Regions from separate parts of the Homo sapiens genome. Here region 2 is linked to region 1. The links are chromatin contacts, found by Hi-C or POLR2A ChIA-PET in ENCODE. All regions are on one chromosome and are shown on one strand. Each heading gives the region's core, a stretch centred on a gene start or an enhancer-like site at or near the end of the contact. The rest is flanking DNA. Distances are from core to core; before and after follow the strand shown. Region 1 overlaps CADM1 (cell adhesion molecule 1). Region 2 overlaps CADM1 (cell adhesion molecule 1).

Region 1 (3,568 bases), core at 833-3,332:
ATGAAAATGTTCTGTATCTGCACTGTCCAATATGGTAGTCACTCAACATATGGGAGCACTTGAAGTGTGGCTACAGCGACTAAGGAACTGAATTTTCTTTTTTTTTCTTTTTTTTTTTTTTTTTTTTGAGACAGAGTCTCGCTCTGTCGCCCAGGCTGGAGTGCAGTGGCGCGATCTCCGCTCACTGCAAGCTCTGTCTCCAGGGTTCACGCCATTCTCCTGCCTCAGCTTCCCGAGTAGCTGGGACTATAGGCACCCACCATCACGCCCAGCTAATTTTTTGTATTTTTAGTAGAGAGGGGTTTTCACTGCATTAGCCAGGATGGTCTTGATCTCCTGACCTCGTGATCCGCCCGCCTCGGCCTCCCAAAGTGCTGGGATTACAGGCGTGAACCACCGCGCCCGGCCCTGAATTTTTAATTGTATTGAATTTTGCTTAACTTAAATTCAATAGCCATAAGGGCTAAGTGCTTTCTGTGACACACAGTGTGGGTCTAGAGCCTCCTACAAAGGTATCCTCTCTTTCAGATAGGTCAAAATTGATTTGAATGTAGATTCCACGAGCGCCACAGCGTCGTGCTCAGATCCTAGAACAGTGCCTGGGAGGACTTCAGTGAATGTGGAATTATGCATGCACATGTAAACAGATGGAGGGAAGGGCAGAAAGGTGAGAGCAGTGTCTGCAGAGGCCTGGTGGTTCTGCCTGCAGATAAGCTGGCATTTTCTATACACAGTGGCTCTGCAGTGTTGAGACACTTCTGAGGGGAATGTTCATCTACGTGGTCTATACAACACGCTACTGGGTTAGTTTTTTTTAAAAGCAGGGTATTTTTAAATTAGAGAGGAAAACAGAGCTGATGACTCTTGCCATAGACAGTGGCAGGAAGTCTGCTGGATGGAAGTCACTCAGCTCACTCCTCTGCTTTCCCTAAACATTTAAAAAGTCAGGCATACTGTGCGGGAGAAATGCATTTTTTTAAACCTCATTTGTGATTTTGAGTAGGAAATTAAAACCTGTACACAGGAAAAGAATGAAGCCCTGATGTATTTGATCAGGGGTGCTTTATGAAGAATTTATTATCAGGTAGGAATATCAAATGAGAAACAGAAACAGCACAGAAGCCCCAATAAAACACCAGCATTTGACAAAATAAAACACACACTGATGGGCTTGAGCTGTTGATGGCTGGGGAGATAAGGAAAATAAAAGGAGGAAATTAGAACAAATAAGATGGATGATGTAATTACGAACAGAAAACAAGTGGAGAGGAAGAGAAATTTGAGCTTGTTGGCTATGGAAAGTAAGCTATTTCAACTTGTTTAAATCCAAAGGCTTGTTTAGAGTTCACAAGTGTCATAAAAAACTCTATATTTAAATATCTAAACATCAAATTGGGCCCACAGTGGGCTAAGGGCTTGCATTGACTGGCATCCCGTCTTCAGCATACCAAAACATCTCCAAATAGAATAGCGCAGATCACCTTCAGCTGCCTGACATTAACTCTATACTGCTCCCCACTCCTTGTTCCCATCTGATTGCCTTCAAGATAGCGTAGTGCCCAACATGAAAGGATTACTATAGCAACATAGGAAGCTCTTTTATGGGCATGGAGGAGGCTCTGTGGAGTGGCGCAGGAAATCCAGAGGCGAGAGCAACGAGGAGTGCCCACTGTCAAGCCTTCCTAGAGATTCTTAACTGGAGGATGTGTGTTCCAGGAAATGATTAATGCTTTGAGGGAAAAAAAAATGTTCTAATTGAACATACAGTAATTCTGAATTTTCTCTTTGTGTGACAGATAAGATATAATCACTGAATTTCTTTCTCCAGAGGCTTTGTAGAAAAAAACCCTTTGTGGAAGCAATATCTTCAGTGTCTGAAAGATAGTCTTTTTATATGAAACAAATTCTGCATTGGGTTACTAAAAGCATCCACCTGCTTATCAATCTAAAAGCTGCATCTTTAAAGGTCACAAGTGAAGGAAAATCAGATAGACTCATTCTAATTCCTAGCAAACGGGAGCTCATTTCTCACCAATCCACCCCGCAGCGCTCAGTAGCATGACCTTTCACTTACAAAGAGAACAGCAGATTCTGTCTCTCATGTGCTAGCCTTCCTTCCTCTTCAAGAATTAAATGCAGTTTTGATATTATCATTACACACTTCCATAATATTCCACTGCCCAGGCCTATAAATTAGCATTGCTGTACCAAAATGCCCAGCCAAATCTCTCTCTCACCCTCACTTGGGCCTGCAAGAGAATATTAATTAATACTATCAAAACAGGGTTTAGTATACAGTACTACACAGTCAGAGAAATCTTATAAAACCTGTGACCTGCAGCAGTGAGTGACAAAAAAATTAAAAATGAATATTTAATTGCCTGTTGCTCTTTTAAATTTGGACTGACAAATTCAGCTGGGAAAATAATTCTGAGAGATTGCAGAGCAGCCTTTCTTTGGCATTTCTGAGAATATAGGTGTCTGCATGACATTAGGAAGTAATTGGTATATTGGGAACCTATGGAAAACACAATTGGGAGAATTTTTCACACCTAAGAATAATGAAGACTAGGGGCTTGTCTTCTGTTTCTTACCACCCACTGAAACAACAGCTGGAGGGGTCATCCACCTGGTGTGATGGCAAAAACACTTACTTCCGCACAGTCGCTGACAACCTTGTTCAAGTCTAAAGTCAAGGGATTCCAAATACATACAAGCACACCAAGATGGGAGTATTAAATGGATCAGAGGCAGTCATGTTTACATTAAAACTAAAAGTACCTGTAAGACTGTATCATTTCATTGTCAGAAGAAATTATTTTTTGTAGCTTCATGCAGTAATTTCAGGCAATGTGAATTTAATTGATACCAAGTATAGTAAGCTCATTAATAGTATGCAAGGAGAAATGATTTCAATGGAAAACAAAAAGCAGTCAATTTCACATCTACATGCCTCAACTTCCCTAATATGAAAGAGGGGAAGCACGGCACATCCTTATCTGAGGCCAATTTAAATTCTATGTGGAAGCCAGAACAAATCGGGTGCTCAGAACATTTCAAATTAGTAATAATTAAAAATTCAGAGATGACAAAGTTTCTCCTGAAATAATAATAATCTACACTTGTATGGCATGTTATGATATACCAAGTCATTATCACATTCAATCCTCCAAGGGATATGTGTATCAGGCAGAACAGACATCAGCATGCCCATTTTGTAGATGAGAAAAATGAAACCAGGGGCGGTAGTTCAAATGACAGGCAGATCAGTCAATGGGGGACCCAGAACTCAAATCCTATCAAAGCTTGGCAACCAGTGTCTTTTCCACTATCCTGAAGCAGGATTAACATTTGTTAGAAATATTGTTTTCTTTTTGAACATGTTGAATCAATATTGATATTCTAATTTAGGAGACAAGGACGCCCCTTGCTATTTGCATACTGTAATAGCCTTCAGGATAATTACTGGATAGATCTTTTGAAAAAAGATGCCACATGTTTACACTACTTCACTGCTTTTAGAAAAGTAGATATATGACATTTACCAAATGCTGCAGCACAATTAGCC
Region 2 (3,616 bases), core at 897-3,396, 97 kb before region 1:
GGGTGCTAATAGTTAACAGCAGGTGCTGATTAAAAATGGGAAGATTTTGAGCCCACAGGTATTCCCAAACTATAGATTTAGGCAACTAAAGGGAAAGCAGTGAGCAATGCAATCAATTATAGAGGCAACTGAGTAGAGATGATATCCATTTGTTCTGAAATCTGATTGGTTGACAATATTCCTATTTCTAATTGGCTTATACATTGTATAAAGACTGATGAATACAATTATTTAAATAACTGTTATAAATAGGCAACATAAAGTACTCCTTTGTAGTTAATTATAAATTTGCAGTTCTCAGAAGGCTAATCTCTCACTTCTACCTGGCCCAACAAATATCAAAGCGTCCTACATATGTGCTTGGTGCCCACTGAACCACATTAAACAAGGATGTTTCAAGTAGGTAGCTTTACTGCTGAAGGCTTATTTCCTCGGGGAGGGCATTAGAAAGCTAATTAAAAAACCCAAAAAGACAAATATGTTTATGAAATATCATTGATATGCAAAGGTTTCCATTAAAAGCAACAGACAGTTGATATACACCTCATTAAAGTGGAAACTGTCATTTTTAATGGCATAAACTTTAAAATATATCAAGTTATCTGGAATCTACTGCTCGGATTACGTTCTAAAGCAGGAAGCCATTTAGGCTACTGGCATTAAATTTGTTTTTGTAGCACTATTATATTGTGTGAACCTACAATACTCTGCCATAGTTGGACAATTTCTGAATAAATATAATTCAAAAGAATTTACTGAAGCACTGGGTGTGCAAGTGGGGACGAGCAAAATTTATCTCCTAAAACTGATTTGGCTTAGGTATTTTTCTTTCATGTTAAAAATTATACACTTTTCATTTTCTCAAAGAAAAAGACAAAGACGTATTTTATGAAGCAGAGAACATTCTTCAAAAGGAGACTTCACTCTAACAATAAGTGGGAAATTACTTCTTGTGTATTCTCTTGAAACTTTCATATCATCCATTAAGGCCTCTTTCTAGTCACTGCTAATTAAAATGTATTCAACATATGTCTTTAAACTTTGTTAAACAAATGAAAGTTTACTTTTTGTCCATATGGGATTATTTTTGAGCAATTAATAAAGTCCTAAAGATGCAAACATGGTAATTTAATATATGCATGATAGCCATCTCTTCTGCAGAGATGAGTATTTAACTTTTTCATGGTGCTACAATGTGCTATAACATACCCTAAGCCCGCTCAGGTAATGCTTTTGCCGTTGTGATTCTTCCTTTTCAACAGTAATTGCTGGCTTCTAAAAGTGATACAATGTGGCCATTTAAAACCAGGGTAAGAAAAACCTCAAAAAATTAGAAACAGTAAGAAATTCTAGAGATATTAAATCAATTCAAGGTCAAATACGATTTAAATGCTTATGGGCTCAGTTTTTCAGGGTATCATTTTTTTTTTCCAGAAAATTTTGAAATAGAATGATCGAATAAAACCTCCAGAAAACAAAAACTTAGCCCACCGGCCCTAGTACCATTCCCATTATGAAAAACAAAGTAGGCGATGGTCTCTCTCTTACCTAAGCAGCATACATCTGATCACTTGGCCATATTATGGAAACTCTTACTTCCACCACCAGCCATGAGTTCAGACGCCCCCGGGAGTTTTAATCTAAAAACTCAGTCATCCTGTTCTTCCTGCTTTGTCAGCTTTTGTGGAGAGTTTTCCCTTCTTCCCATTAGCAGAAATTTGGTTCACGCCGTTAGACAGTAGCACATTGTTTCCAAACTGCATATCAAGGCTGAAACACAATCTTCAGGTCCTGCAGCCATTCGTAAACCTCTTGAGCTTTGCTCTTGTGTAGAACGTACAATGTCTGCAGAGTCCCGTGACTGAATGACAGCCTTTGAATGCCATTGTTATGTGCTCATACAGAGAGATGTACATAGAGGCACATACACAGATGGTGGACATAGCGGTTGTAGTAATGCGCACTGCTGGCTATGTTTCTTTAAAATGGGCTTAAGAATTTCCCCACAACTGAATATAAAGTATAATAAGAAAATTGTACGTGCTTTTAGAATTTGACCATGGTTTGCATTATTTATAAACGAGTCAGGAAAAGGAAGAGCTACAGGGGCAGTTTTCTAAGGGCTGTGCTCGTAGGGTACGAGCATGTAGCTAGCACAGGCCAAACATTCTGAAACCAAAACTGAAAATGAGAAATTATTCTTCAGAGGGGTTTCCAGTTTGCGTCTTACCACAATTGCATACTGAATTAAGAACAATTTAAAAACTCATTGGGGATATGAAAATTCATGAGATCATCAGCCTCTACTGTATTAAGAGGTGAAAAAGCAAGAGGACAGGTAGACTTGAAAATAATAAAATGGAGAGGGGAGAGAAGGGGCACAGAGAGAAAGAGAGAGAGACGGAGACAGAGAGACCTCAAACCCAGAGGAAGCCAGCTGACTGCAGTGCAGCAAAAGCACAAGCACTATTCCAGACCATGGGCATGCTGTCACCCGACCCCTCACATTGGGGAGGAGGGTGGGGAAGGGGAGAGGGGACACACAGGGCAGAAGGAACAAGGCACAAGACACAGAAGCGCCCACATATGAACAAACGAAAACCATCACACGCACCCACACATCAAGAACATAATGACTACACCATCCGTGCGTTAAATCACTCATGCATTTCTCAGACCATGTGGTATCAGGATTTGGCAGAGTGTTTTTTGCATTGCTCAACATGCACACATAACACAGGATTCTTCCTGTCCAGGCCTTAAGGATGAGCTCCAAAAACACAAATGCTCAAGATCCTTATTCAAAGAAGATCCCTTGTGTCAGCCTAGTCTAAAAATCCCATTCTTAACACTCACATTTATCTTTACTATCAGTTAAATCCTTAAAAGCACATTGTGGCTGATTGTTGTTTGGCTTTCTTTTTGGAGAAAATCCACTTGATTTTGAATCATGCCCATGCACTTCTAACCTTCCAATACATGCTTATTCCAATCAGATATTGGTAAGAACAAATGGTCAACATACATAAACAACTGGTATAAACTTCATACATACTCTAGCAAAACAAGCTTGAATAAAATATTTTAATGAGTCTTCAAAGGGAAAGCTTTAAAAATTTTTATTTTTTCTTTTCCTTTTTATAAAAACACAGAAATATAGAAGGAAATCCAGTATGAAAACTTTTAAGACCAAATAAGATGCCCATAGCTGATTGACTTAATGTCTTGTCATTTAAGTTGCTAAGTTATCAAACCTTTCAACATTTCTAGGCCCAGATCACCACAACAAACATCTCGAGATTATTCTCAAATGAATCTAAGTCAAATGGTTGCTGTAATGAAGAAGTTGGGTTTTCAGCTACAATTCATTAGAATAAAATCAGTTCTGTATCATCATCTCTTTGGAAATCTCAGATGTTGCTTTGTAATTTCCACCACGTTCTATTACCTTTTCTATCCTGACAACTGACCTGGAAGTTTTTCCCCGACATCAAGCAAAATTTTAGATATTATCTGGCTTTCATTACAGCTTCTTTGCTGTGGGTTAAAGAGTATGCTCTTTAAAACAGTGGCTGGAGCCCTTTGTGAAGATGCTACGAGGATTTTGGACAAGGTA

What was found. Hi-C counts contacts between places; a loop is a spot of excess contacts on that map. ChIA-PET counts read pairs that join two places held with the same protein, here RNA polymerase II (POLR2A). Pooled maps may share reads with other maps.
Region 2: a map of heart left ventricle shows a loop between it and region 1 (2.3-fold over the local background). The contact joins two enhancer-like sites. A Hi-C loop is called at or near these places in 2 of 168 maps with a recorded cell type or tissue (Right ventricle myocardium inferior and heart left ventricle) and 3 of 50 pooled maps. POLR2A ChIA-PET finds 5 or more read pairs at or near these places in 2 of 52 experiments (AG04450 and BJ).

Annotation. Positions count from the first base shown.
Region 1 is chr11:115,289,487-115,293,054 of GRCh38, forward strand. All of the region lies in intron 1 of CADM1 (cell adhesion molecule 1), which reads right to left. Among named protein-coding and RNA genes, the nearest start is that of CADM1-AS1, 110 kb to the right of the region's middle. Within about 2 kb of position 2,083, at least 2 of the 41 ENCODE cell types and tissues checked have a DNase peak (open chromatin) inside an H3K27ac peak, as active enhancers do.
Region 2 is chr11:115,192,290-115,195,905 of GRCh38, forward strand. All of the region lies in intron 9 of CADM1 (cell adhesion molecule 1), which reads right to left. Among named protein-coding and RNA genes, the nearest start is that of CADM1-AS1, 200 kb to the right of the region's middle. Within about 2 kb of position 2,147, at least 2 of the 41 ENCODE cell types and tissues checked have a DNase peak (open chromatin) inside an H3K27ac peak, as active enhancers do.